2 separate regions of the Homo sapiens genome follow, and region 1 is linked to region 2. Evidence: chromatin loops called from intact Hi-C (ENCODE). Cell type or tissue: PC-9. All regions are shown on one strand.

What was found. Peaks named below come from ENCODE experiments on the same cell type or tissue, not always from the same donor. Only the 100,000 strongest peaks of a DNase experiment are listed, where the experiment ranks them.
Region 1: a loop joins it to region 2, with 11 times the contacts of the local background. A loop is called at or near these places in 27 of 110 quality-filtered maps.

What each region holds. Positions count from the first base shown.
Region 1 is chr1:94,462,445-94,464,944 of GRCh38, forward strand. ABCD3 (ATP binding cassette subfamily D member 3) reads left to right here. Exons shown (of 23, transcript NM_002858.4): 3 at 2,331-2,429. Among named protein-coding and RNA genes, the nearest start is that of ABCD3, 45 kb to the left of the region's middle. In PC-9, CTCF peaks have their summits at 1,471 and 1,671; a DNase peak (open chromatin) is centred at 1,457; H3K27ac peaks cover 903 bases.
Region 2 is chr1:94,044,373-94,046,872 of GRCh38, forward strand. It overlaps ABCA4 (ATP binding cassette subfamily A member 4), which reads right to left. Exons shown (of 50, transcript NM_000350.3): 20 at 241-372. Among named protein-coding and RNA genes, the nearest start is that of ABCA4, 76 kb to the right of the region's middle. RefSeq lists an enhancer at 1-486. In PC-9, CTCF peaks have their summits at 1,325 (motif pointing right) and 1,524 (motif pointing right); a DNase peak (open chromatin) is centred at 1,409; H3K27ac peaks cover 381 bases.

The DNA of each region.
Region 1 (2,500 bases), 420 kb after region 2:
CCAGTCCAGGTGATCCTTTGCAGAAAACAATGATAATTTGGAAGAATATAGTTAGTTCCTTTCATGGATTGAAACGTAATGAAAATCCATCAGGTTTCAGTCAGTTTAAGGATAGGGAAAGTGACAATAGGAACAGAAGAAAATGAGGAGGAATTTTATACAAGTTAGCAACTAATATTTTAAAGTGTTTCAACGTTACTCTCTTGTAATTCTTTTTTTCTAACTTTCCTCATTGTTTGTCTTAGATCATTTCTTTAGAGTAGCTAGAAACAGGTGGTCCTCTGTTTAACTCAGATGTCCATTTCACCTCAGGATTGTGCCACTTAAAGTTCCAGCTAGCAATAGAGAAGGGTGTTGCCTACAGGTAAGGCAAGGTGAAGTGAGGAGGGAGTGGTGATGGCGATAGGAGGAAGAACAAGTAGTTTAACTTCTTTTTTTAAAAAGGTAGTTAATATGTATCACCTTTTCTTTACTCTTTTCTTCCTATGTTTTCTGGGTTTGGGGAAAATACAAACAGATTAGGTTGAATGTGTAAGGTTTAGCTTGAGGAGAATAGGCTAGTTCAACTAACTGGACTGTGAGTGGGGCTTTTTGTCTGTTTTGTTTGCTGTTGTGTGCTTATCATTTGGAATAGGGTTTGGATCAAGTAGTTGTTTGTTGAATGAATGAATGTAAGCATGTATGAATTAAGTAGACTGAGCCTGTAACTCAGTAGGATGAGGTTTGCAACTTTGTCTGAAAGACCTGAAATGCTGAGTCTCTGTTCCAGCAGTTGCAGGGTAGGTGGATTCTTTTCCAGTTCCTCCTATTGTAGTCTTTCTAGTCTAACCCTATAAACACAGTGCCTTCAGACTTCCTTTTTTGGCCTACAGTTCTGCACTGCACTCAGTGCTTATTTCTTAGGATTATGTCTATAAAGCCTTAGCACAGTGTCTGACACATAGTTGGTAGTTATTATTATTCTAATTCAGTACCCAAACAGTTCACTTAAGGCTCATCAAGTTAGATATTTATTTAATCAAAGCACATTTACATTATAGCTAACTAATAGCGTTACTCTACTAATACAAACAGGTATTTGTTTGTCAGGAGCACAGTAGTTAGCCAGATAAGTGAGCTGTGATAATGGAGTTGGGGAAAGGGTTAGTCAGGGAATTGGGGTTTTTCTGGAGTGTCTTGCCTTTTCCAAGAAGTTTCCCCTGTCCTTCCAAACAGTCCAAGAGTAGTAAGTCTCGTCACGTGTTTCCTTATCTTTGCAAATGGTTTAGTACTTCCATTTTCATGGAGCTAGTGAAAATGAAAAAACTCTTGAGAGAGGTAAGATTATCTTCTTTTAAATCCCTCTACACTCACAGTAAGCTCTCAATCTTTACTGTGGCTTCAAGGCTCTGTCCTTTATAAGCCCTGCCTACCTTTTAAACTTCTCTCATTCTTGTTCCCTTTGCTACAGCAATACTGCCATCTTGCTGTGAAATGTGCACACCGATTTTATTTCCAACACTGTATTTTTGTGCTCGTTGTTCCTTGTGCTTCACTCCCTCCCCTCTGCTACCCACTTTAAATAATCACATGGCTTTTTTTTATTTATGTCTAAGCTTAAATGTCAAGAGACTTTTCAGACCATCCTGTGTGAACTGTTCTTTTTTTTCCCCTCATGACCCTGTCTAGTCTGTCTGTAATAATTTATTTATTGGTTTATTTTTTGTCTATGTTTCTCCCGCTAGAATGTGAGCTGCATAAGTGAAAGAACCTTGTCTGTCTTTGAATTTTATGAGGAAGAGAGAGTGAATTGACAGACTGTATATTGGAAATGTTAAATGGTAAATCTAGGAATCCAAAAGTTTCCTCTATTTAATATCAGGCAAAATTCTGTTCAGGATTTTTTTTTTTTAAATATGGTGTTAATCAGGAAGTGGCTAATACAAAACTCAGTAAACCCTTGACCTTTTTTCAGCTGTCTCTCTGACCTCGTCCTCTGTGATGGTACCTTCCTCACAGCTCCAGCCAGGTTGGCCATTTTGTTCTTCCTCAAGCACGTTGCAGGTGTTCACCTTGGTATTTTGCAGTTGCTATTTCTTCTGCTTGCAGTTTTCTTCACCCAGATAATTGTGTGGTTCCAGAACTCACTTCCTTATTCAGTTTTTAGATAACATTGTTTTCTCAAAAACATGTTTGAATATGAGGAGCAGTGTAAGTATGCAAGTCTGTGTTTTGTAAATTCAGTTTTTATCTTGATAGCTGTTTATGTTGACTTAGATGAAACATGGTTCTTTAATTTTATGATATGTTTGTTATAGCTATCTTAAAAGGGCTTCTTTTTTTTAATGCAGAAAGAGGGGAAAAAGGAGCGAGCTGTGGTGGACAAGGTGTTTTTCTCAAGGCTCATACAGATTCTGAAAATCATGGTCCCTAGAACATTTTGTAAAGAGGTAAGTCTTATGAAATTATAATCTTAAGTATATTGGGCCGTTCTTTAATAAAATACCTGAGGCTGGGTAAT
Region 2 (2,500 bases):
GCCTCACCCTTCTGAGGGAGGAGCCCTCAGCTCTGAGCAGCAGAGGCAGAGTCCCATATTCTCAGGGACAATTCTCACTGCAAGTAGGACAAAGGACTTTAAACATAGGGGAAACCAAATAAGAGTCTGTATCTCTGCCTGTGCCCAGGCCTGGCACCCCTGAGCTGGGCTCTAGAGAAGTGTGCTGGGGGCAGAGGTGAGGAGAGGGGATGGGGCGGTCTCAGTTCCTGTGTCGCTTACTGGTGGAACAGGATGTTGTGCTGTGGACACATGCCAAGGCTCTGCCGGACTGCATCCAGGCTGGTTTCAATGTCCCTTCCCCCAACGAGCACAGTCCCAGAGGTTGGTGGCAACAGACCCGTCAGGATGGACCTGCAGAACACAGGCGTCAGTGGCAGAAGAGATGGCCTTTAGCAACATGCCTTAGGAGGGCCACCCCCACACCAGGTTCAGTGAGAACTCTCACAGATTCCTGCCTGGGGCTGTCAGTCAAACTCAAACCCCTATTAGCTGTGGGGCCCCCTTAGCACCAGTGTATACATCCAGGCCCTAATGCAGAGGGCCACCTCTGCCATCCTTCTCTGCTTCTACTTGTTTCATGGTGCTCCCAGGCCAACGCCGAGGGCCTTTGGGATTCCCAGCCTCAAAATGTTCACGTGCAGTCACAGGTGTCCCCAGCTCAGCCATCACGGAGCCTGGTGTTGGAGAGGATCAATAAAAGGTGTTCGGTGCATGACTCGAGGCGTTGCCTCCTGGGTGAGCAGTCATGGCTATTGAAAAGCCAGGTGTCATCATCATAAAGCCCGGGTAAGGTCTTGATGAAGGCCAGAACCCTAAGCAGTCCTAGGCATTTGCTGATTAATTGATCGAAGCCAGGCATGGGAATTACCACCACCAATATTAGCTTTGGATCCAAAACATAAAAAGCCTCAGAGCAATGGTGGGCTTTTTTTTTTTTTTTTTTTAAATGGGAACTATGACTCCCATGTCCTTAGGTTGTTGTAAGGCTTAAATGAGTTAATACACTTACAACATTAGAACAGCGCCAGCATAAAGTAAAACTCAAAAATATTATTACTGTTAGTATTAAACATTGTTTTAACCCCTGGGGGAAGTTGCATGTCAGCAGCCGATGAAGTAATGTGTTTGCCTTTGCGGAGCCCTGGGGTCCTGGAATTTGCTTCCAGCTCTCTGACCATATCAGTTAGCATGGAGAGAAAGCAGATGGATGCAGGGCCGCCACACCCAGCTCTGTCCCTGAGTTCTGATACCATCTCAGGCTATCTGAACTTGTCCTGATGGAGAAGCCGAAATCTCCGCGATCAACCACTAGAGGGAAACAGAACCAATTAGAATGGCACCGGCCCCACATTCCATTCACACTGAACCGCCCTAGAGAACATTCCATCACAGGGTGTACACGCTGTTGTTCCTTCCTGGGGCTCTCCAAAGGACTTGAAGACTGTGTCACGTGGGTTCGCTGCCCCCTGCGAGGTCCGTGTCTGCTGCTCCTTGGGAAACCATGGCGGGCCGTGTTCTCCTCTCAGCAGATGGCGCTCGGGTCCCTTGGAGGAGAGTGGGGCGCCTGCGGAGCTGAGAGATCCGCGCAGAGCCCCTTTGCCTTCCCTGCCCTGACCTTCTGTTACCAGGCGGTTACTCCACAAGCCCCTCTAGAGACTGATTCTTTTTTCACTTTCTCCAGAACGACCACTAACCCTCATCAGCTGATGTTGAAGCCTGCCTAATGATTGGTAGGAAAAGGAATGTTCCTTGAAAATAGCAGGACTCGGCCTGGTGCGGTCGCTCACGCCTGTAATCCCAGCACTTTGGGAAGCTGAGGCGGGCAGATCACCTGAGGTCAGGAGTTCGAGACCAGCCTGGCCAACATGGTGAAACCCTGTCTGTACTAAAAAAAAAAAAAAAAAAAAAAAATACAAAAATTAGCTGGGCATGGTGGTATGCACCTGTAGTCCCACCTACTTGGGAGGCTGAGGTGGGAGAATCGCTTGATCCTGGGAGGCGGAGGTTGCAGTGAGCCAAGATCGCACCACTGCCCTCCAGCATGGGTAATGGTTACTATCTCAAAAAAAAAAAAAAAAAAAAAGAAAAGAAAAGAGAAAGGAAATAGGAGGACTCTATAGCTTCCATGCACATGATGACAGTGGCCATGACTTGATCACCACCATGGACTGTTGAGATGGGGGGAAAGACTCAAGGTGTGAGAAACAAGAGGCAACTGTGGTGCCTGGCTTTTGCCCCCGCTGAGCCATGACAACTTGGTGGCTTCAGGAAAGTCACTTCAACTCTCTGAATGAATGTCCACTTCCCCGGCACACAAAAGGGGCAATAAACGTATTCTACCTCCCCATCAAGAGAATACATATTAGTGATCTTTGAATACTGCAGAAAGCTTTTACACATTTTTGGGGCCGCAAATATTTGTCACTAAAATTTGTGGGAAAGAGTAGACAGCCGCTGATAGGGAAAGACTAAGCCAGGA